2 separate regions of the Homo sapiens genome follow, and region 2 is linked to region 1. Evidence: chromatin contacts called from ENCODE Hi-C data. All regions are on one chromosome and are shown on one strand. The core of a region is the stretch at or near the end of the contact, and the rest is flanking DNA. Distances in the headings are between cores, read along the strand shown.

What was found. Hi-C counts contacts between places; a loop is a spot of excess contacts on that map. Pooled maps may share reads with other maps.
Region 2: a pooled map shows a loop between it and region 1 (14-fold over the local background). The contact joins the enhancer-like site here to the promoter of IFT74 in region 1. A Hi-C loop is called at or near these places in 5 of 50 pooled maps.

What each region holds. Positions count from the first base shown.
Region 1 is chr9:26,954,202-26,958,383 of GRCh38, forward strand. IFT74 (intraflagellar transport 74) reads left to right here and starts at 2,211. Exons shown (of 20, transcript NM_025103.4): 1 at 2,211-2,315. It overlaps IFT74-AS1 (IFT74 antisense RNA 1), which reads right to left and starts at 2,106. Exons shown (of 2, transcript NR_121605.1): 1 at 1,926-2,106; 2 at 1,579-1,814. RefSeq lists enhancers at 1,423-2,158, 2,159-2,893 and a silencer at 3,490-3,784.
Region 2 is chr9:31,345,895-31,350,036 of GRCh38, forward strand. No RefSeq gene overlaps it. Among named protein-coding and RNA genes, the nearest start is that of LINC01243, 34 kb to the right of the region's middle. RefSeq lists enhancers at 1,252-1,321, 1,352-1,411. Within about 2 kb of position 1,342, at least 7 of the 41 ENCODE cell types and tissues checked have a DNase peak (open chromatin) inside an H3K27ac peak, as active enhancers do.

The DNA of each region.
Region 1 (4,182 bases), core at 961-3,460:
TAAATTGGAGGCCATTAGACTGAAGTCGCTCTAATGCACTGAGTTCCTACATGAGGAAACTGAAACTTAAAACGGAATCACAAGTGGCCAACTAGTCATCAGTTATATCGTCTTGAACTTCCCACAAGAACAGTCCAAATAAGGCAACTGCTCAAACTTTAACCAGTCAAATAATTTCTTTGCTGTGCTCTGCATTTACTCTCTGAAAGCTTTCAACTACCTCTGGGGGAGCCCCAAACCACTTATGATTTGGAGCTGCCTAATTCATGAATTGCTGTCTGTTCAAATAAGCTCTTTAAAATTTTAATGTGCCAAAGTTTACCTTTTAACAGATAGGAATAGTACAGGGTGCACTGAGGACATATAATGAGGTGGGGGGCCAGAAGGAGTTGGAGCACTAATCTAGTATGGACTGGCAGAGAAGACCTCTCTAATAAAAGACATTTGGGTTAAGACCTGAATGATGAACAGGACTTTGGACAGTGAAAAGCAGAGGGACAAAGATTCCAGGAAGAGAGAATTGCAGTGAAAAGGACTAGAGACAGAAAGGAACTTGAAACACAAGTAGTCTTACAATAAACTTAAAATTTGACATAACCTAATTACTAACCAAATTACAACTTGATATAACCTAATTCCAATTTGATATAACCTTAAAAGCAACAGAACCTAATACATAATGATCCAAAGTCAAATAAGATATGGTGCCTACTCTAAGGAAGCTCAGAGGCAAATAAGTGAGATGTATTCCTATTCTCTATTCCTTTTTCATCATGAAAAAGAAATGGGGACAGGGATCAATACTTACTACCTAAATGAGCTTAAGCAAATTATTTAATCTCTTTAAAACTTGGATAATAGTATCTGTCCTGCCAATTTCAACTGTTAATATCTGTCAGGGTCCTTAAGTGCAAGGAACAGAAATCATCTATAAATGATATAAAAGCTGAAAATGAATTTATTAAAGGACATTAAGCAGCTCACAGACTCTCCCAGAAGCTGAAGAAACAAGCTAGAGGTTCTCCTCCCAATAAAGCCTCTGAGTACCTAACACTGCAGCTTGCAACAACACACTGATGCTGGACACTGGTTGCTGGTGATAGAACATTGCAGTCTCGGAAACGATGTAGTTACTGCGGCTGTCACCCTTACTTCAACAGACTCTCTGAAGTCCTGCTTCTGGTTGTCATTCAAGTTTGAGTTGAGTCCACCAAATTAGATTGGAGAGTCTAGCAAGCAATAATACTCATGTCCCAGTAATAAGGAAGACTAGGAAAGCCAGTATCTGTCACTTTCAGTTCCTGTAAGGGTGTTGGGGGGCAGGGTAAGGGAGAAACTCTGCCAAAAGGATGACAAATGGCCACTGCAAATAGGGTGAGCTCAAATGAGATAATTACATGAAAATGTTTCACAAACTAAGGGAGAATTCAGCCACATAACATTATCTCATTTTGTGTTGTATTGATTTTTAACTCCTCGAAGGCAGGCAAGTTGGAAATAATGTGTAAAATAATGTTAAAATCCCAATACATATGCAATCACATTTAAGCTGTTATCAATGAAGATTGGAAGGAAACATACAGTAAAAGTTATTTTATTAGAGAAGTGGGATTTAAGGTGAAGTAGTTCTTAAATTAAAAAAAAAAAAAAAAAGGACACTTTCCATTGAATTCACAGTCTTCCCCACAAACTTGGATCCAAATTCTAATGAAAGGAAGCTTAAAGACGCAAAGCTTCTGGTGAAAGCAGGAACGGAACAGTTGGTGCCAGAATCGCATCCATACTTCATGATGCGTTGTGTACGCTATGCCGTCCTAATAGGAAGGAAAACTACCACAAATTAGGAGTTTAGAAAATTGCACAATGCTGCCTACCACTTAACTTCAAATGTAACCTGTTAACAACGTTAGCCGACGTGAGGTTACCTAGGGACATAGCAAAACTCGCTAGAGTTACTTCAAGTAAGGCACACGGAGGTTGCTCTGATTATCAAGAAAACCAAACGTTCACATAAAATGTTTGTCTTCCAGCCGCCCCGCTGTTTTCCACTTTTTCCAAAAAGCACTGAAGCGTGGTGAAGAAACAAACATATCCTCAATTCTCGCGAGAGCTCCGTGTGTAACCAAGGGCTGAGGCGGAGGATTGGTCACTCAGGATGAGGAGCCTCCGCTATCCCGCCCCCGTTGCCGGGATACGCCGCGGCGCACGGCAGTTAGTGGGTAGGCCTGAGAGCCGAGGAAAACTGAGCGTGGGCCTCAGAAAGAAGTTAAGGCACCCGCGAGCCGGGCAACTGCCCTCCTTCCGCGCCGGCGGAGGTGAGAATCCCCGGGTCCCATCTCTTCCTCCCTCCCTCCCACGTCTGTTCTCTTGCCTTGGAGATGCTGATCCGCTCCAAACAAAACAAATTCAAACTCGGTCTTAGCTAACTGTTACCGTCGGGCCTGTAGCCAGGCCAGGCATGTACCAATTCTAGTCGAGCGAAGGTTGCGAACAGACCTCCTCCAACAGCCCGACCCCTCCCCGACCCCCCGCAGGAGACCCGCCAAGCACAGAGCAGAGGGAAGGACCGCGATGGGCTGAAGGATTTTAGTCAAAGCAATACATTTCTGCCTCTTACAGTGGAAGGGACTTATTTCTGTCTGTTGATCACAGTGCGGGCAGTTAGCAACTTTCCACTTATTCACCTGTGTGAGAATGGTTGGCTTAGGGAGGATAACGATAGTAATAATAATTAGAAGCAGATGTTTTAAATGTAATACTTATCGTCTTCACAACAGCCCTGCAAGGTAGATGTCACCCTTCTGTTTTACAGAAGATGAAATCCTGAGGGGTTAATTAAGGTGGCAAGATTATGCAGCCGCTAACTTTGTCAGCACTAGTTTGTATCGCTAATCATTCTGGATCCAAAGGCCAGGCTGCCTCTCTGTGTGAATAATTGGAAATTGTGTGACTCTTTGATTGAATAACCCCGAAGTTAGTGGTATATTTGTTGCTAATGCCCGCCTCTTAATCCCACTGGTAATAATATAATGGTAAGCTTTTTTTCACCACAGTAAAACGGTGGCAAAGAAAATTGGGTGAAATTTTTTATGTTGTACATTTTCTCAAAGTTAGCAGGAAACCTAGAGTAATATCTTTTCCACTGGAAAGAGATGTTTATTGTACTCGTTTTCTTCTGGAAAAACCATTTTGATCATACACCGTCTTCCTTTTCAAAGAGTCATTTCATGAAATTCCTTTTTCCATTTGAAATTCTTTTGCTTTGTACATAGAGTTCAAAATGGCAAGGAATTAGAATCAGGGAGCTAGTGGGGTCAGGAAGATTGATGTGAACATATTCAAATGAGATATCTGAATGGAAATTTCAGATAAACAATTGAAAACTCAAAATTGGTGCCCAGTTGAAAGGGCAGAACTGTAGACATTGATTAGTGAGCCGTACACATAGTTGGAGTTATAAAGATGCATGACTGTAGAAAGGATAGAAGCAGTCCAAGGACTGATTACGAGTAATGCTAAGAAAAGTCAGAAAAGTAGTACTGGACATAGAGTGTAGAAACAGAGAAATCATTTTAGTCCAACACACGCTTTGTTTGCCTTTTTTTTTTTTGAGACGGAGTCTTGCTCAGTCGCCCAGGCTGGAGTGCAGTGGCGCGATCTCGGCTCACTGCAAGCTCCGCCTCCTGGGACTACGCCCGCCACCACGCCCGGATAATTTTTTTTTTGTATTTTTAGTAGAGATAGGGTTTCACTATGTTAGCCAGGATGGTCTCCATCTCCTGATCTCGTGATCCACCCGCCTCGGCCTCCCAAAGTTCTGGGATTACAGGCGTGAGCCACCGCTCCCGGTCGCTTTGTTTGCTTTTTAACAATTTAGTAAATTTTTGTAATTGGCAATACCTTTATGTACGAGGAAATTTAAAAGATACAAGAGAGAACAAAGTTTTTGCTTATCACTGAGACAGATTTTGGGGATATAAAGATGATTAAGATTCAGCTCTTGCCATAAAGGGTGAGAAATACTTAAGCAGATCATTTCAAGTGGTGTGATAGGTTCTGGAATAAAGTAATACACAGGATGCATGGTAGCATGTAGAACAGGCCTATACACTGAAATTGAAGAAGACGAAGATTCCAAGACCAGTTATGGACTGGTCATGGAAGGATTCCCAGAGAAAGTAA
Region 2 (4,142 bases), core at 92-2,591, 4.4 Mb after region 1:
CTATTTTAATGTTTACTTAGCACTTTAAAATACATATGGCTAACTTGAGCTCAGTTTGAATTAATATTTTAATAATCTGTTAACAAGAATAACAATCTTTTGTTATTATTGATATATAAATAAATACCATATTTTATTCTACTTAAGCCATACATCCAAAATTACACAGATCTTTTAATGTTTTATTATAGACTTTTATCTTTATCTATATTAATCTATCATTCTCATACTTTCCTGCAGATTTGTGCTTCTTCCTGAAAACATTTTTCCTTTACCTGAAGAGTAAATTTTGTTTTTTCTATTGTGGGTATGCTGGAGACAAATTTTTTTCAGCTTTCATTTTTCCAGTTATCTATTTATTTTACTTTCATTTATGAAGGATATTTCACTAGATTAAAAACTATTGACTAGATTTTCTTTTCCTTTTTGCTCTTTAAAAATGACATTTTATTGCCTTCTGGTCATCTGGGTTTCATTATCAGTGATGACAATATTTAAGTTTTTAAAAGCATTTTTATGAAGCCTTTATGATATGCTTTGGGTTGGTGCATATGTGTATTTGTGTTGTATTAATCCTGTTTGGGGTTTAATGAGCTTACTGAAATTCATATTAAAGGTTTTACAAATTTAGGAGATTCTTTCATATTGTATCTTCAAAATTTTCTGTGTCTTAATTATCTTTCTGTGTTATTCTCAGTCTCCTAACATGGAAAAATATTTGACATTACCTCAGAAGACTGATACTCTGTTTTAATTTTTTCTTTTATTTATAAATTAATCTATGCTCACTCTATACTTTGTATAGTTTTATTAATGTATCTTAAATTCTCTAAGCCATTTTTTCTTCTGTGACAAGTCTGCTGTTACCCTATCCAAGCAACACTATTTAAGATTTTAAAAAATTCTTAGTTGAAGAAAATACATTTGGTTCTTTTATAAAATTATAAAATTTCTGTGAAAATAATAATCTCCTATTCTCAGCCATCTGTTAAAATGACCAATACTTTCATTGATTTTGTCCACTTTTCTCTCTGATTTTTCTCTTATTTGTAATCATTTTTATAAAGTGTTTTTTCTAACACTTAGGTTGTTTGTTGTTCTGTTCCCATTTTCTTATTTAACTGTTGAATATGAATATTAATTTTACGGTTTTCTGCCCCTTATGTAAATGTTTTTTGTATACCAAATATTGTGTTCAAAAAAAATTGTAATTTGACCAAATACTATTATATTTTTCTCTTTTGATATACATTTACACGCAGGGGACAATACTTTAATCCTTTCAGGGCTGAGCTGAGTTGTTTGGCCTGTTTGTTTTTGCTGCTGAGTGAGTTTCAGTTTCCTTTTAGCTTCCTGTTCTTAAGAATAACATGTGGTTCCGTACATCTAGCAGGATGTTGTGATATAAGTACAGCAGGACTTCAAAGACTTATTTCTGTTTTTCAATCCATCCTCCAGCCTTCAATTCTATTATGCTTTCAGAAAATGTCCTGTAAAAAAGAACTGGCAGGCAGGAAAAACTTAGCTGTATATTTGGGATCCCACATACTCGAATCTATCACATCAGTTCAAATGGTTGCTATCCATTCCGCTGGTTTCTCCTTATCCCATAACAGTCCCTTTAAGTTTGGCAGGCTTGATCCTCTACCCACCCGTGGCCGAGGTTTAACATATGCCTGAGAGAAGGAAGAGATCACTGGTTTCTGTTTTTCTAGAAACTTCTGGTATTTCTCTGGAACATAATCATTAAGAGTCTTTTGAATCACCAGCACTTTTTGCCTTTAAAAACATAGGACTTTTAATTTATCTAGGAAACAATTTCCAAAAAATGGAAACAATTTTTTCTTACGAATTCTACATTCTAGCTAGAGCAGAATATCTGGAGACAAAGAGCTTTAGTTCAGTATAATAGTGATGACTGTTAATGTTTATTGAATACTGCTGGATGTAAAGTTTGACACTAATCACTTTAAATACGGTATCTCACTTAATACTAGAATGTATTTAGTTATCTCATTTTAAATCAAGGAAAAAAGAATCGTAGATGTTAGTATTTTTCTAAATATCAAATGTTGAAAAAGTGTGCCACAATGAGCTTTGAATTCGGATGTAATTTCCTCAAGAGATGACATATTATGTTGGCTTTGCTTGATGTAGACAACATATAGCATAGTGACTTCAATTTGGAACCTACTAAAAAACCTTATGGGGAGAAGATAGTACTACAAAGGCTTGGAGAGGGACAGCTGTTGGTTAGTATTCATGTAAACACACATACACTGCCTCCTGGCACACCTGAGATGGGAGAGCCAACTGTCTTAAAGTTTCAGTGATGCTGAAAGCATTCTCAATGTTCTGATGAGAATAATATCCACTGAATCAGAAATCAAAGAAATCAACCTCACATGCTATAAGCTTTTATCCCCTACAGCTAGACAGGTCAGAGACAGACCAGTGATGGTCAAAAGATGCTGAAAATTAACAATTGATTCTAAGCATTCTACAGATGATTACTAATTTGTGAGTGTTAAAGAAGTATACTGATTTACCTTTTAGAGGTCAGTATTGAAAGTGTGGAAAAAACCTTCCACAGGATCTAAAGATTACAGCAACAATTGAGAGGCACTTTGAAATTTGTCAAAATGGGAGAGGATATAAGCATTTAGTTTGGTAAAATAGATTCAATCCAAACAACTGTGCTATCATTATCAGCATGAAACAATGTAATAATCTGAATAAGAAGGCTCTGTTTTAAAAAACAGTTGCTAAAGTGTTATGATAACCTCAGAAATATCCCAAGAGGAATGAAACTCTAAACAGAAAACAGGAATTCAAATATTTTTCTCTGAATCGATATTTTATAGTGGGAGAATGATACTTCTCCAAATTGACATTCAGATTTTCAAACTAAAATGTTAATCTTTATCTTTCTGTCATTCATTATCTCTTCTCTGAGCCAAACTCATAAAGACAAAGGTAACATATGTTAGAAATGGAAATGATCATTTGGGCAATGCGTACAATATCCTGCAGCTCCAGTAAAATTATTTCAGTTTTAGTTGTTTTTCTCACATTGGTGTAAATCCTCCCAGGGTGGGGAGAATGGAAAGCATATTACTTCAAATCTTCAAGAAGATCTTCTTTAAACTAAGACAATTTGCACACACATTGTTTCATAAGTGGGAGCTGAACATTTTTACACATGGACACGAACATGGGAACAATAAACACTGGGGGCTACTGGGGTTGGGGGAAGAAAGGGGAGGGTTGAGGGTTGAAAAACTACCTATTGCATATATACTCACTACCTGAGTGATGGAATCATTCATATCCCAAGCCTCAGTGTCACACAACATACTCATGTAACAAACCTGCACACGCAACCCCTGAACCTAAAATAAAAGTTAAAATAAATTGGACTATAAACTTCTCATTTTAATTATAAACCAATTCCAATTTATTTATTTCCCAATTTGCTGTTAGTATTTACTTAGTAACTGTGATGAACCAAAATATAAACATTTTACACTAAAAATTATACAGCAAATATGAGTTGACTTAACCACTATGTCCTTAAGTTCCCCTTTATCCAGTCTTCTATTCCACTATCTGTTTCAATAATGTCAAGATCCTCCAGCTGTGTTTCTTCATTCCTGCCAATATGAGACGTGTAACTTATGTTTAAGTAACAATTTCAATGAATGAACTATTTCTTACAATAGCAAGGAATGTACTACTCCTGGCTTTCAAATTATGATGTAAAGCAATTCTAGTCATTGATCCGCAGGGACAAGGATAGAGATGGTGCCTTATCTTATGAACCCTGTTTGTGAGCTCCCTAACTTAGGGGAGGTTCTTACAGACTCTCTGGGCCAGGGGAGGCTGATGTCACCCTGACAAAAAGGAGGAAACTGCACTTTCTATCCTGTAAAGTCAGAGAGAATCCAGTGTTTAGAGATTTTTCAGGTTTTTCTGCCAAAATGGCTATACTCGAGGTCATAAAATCCCATTCTTTCTCTACCAGGGTGCTGAAATTGGCCAAGAACACCTGTGGAGACCACGCCTTCAGTCTCCTCTGAAGCTGTGCCCTGCAGTTACAGAAGAAAAGGTGCTCTTTGTACACTGCCATAGAGCGCCTTGAG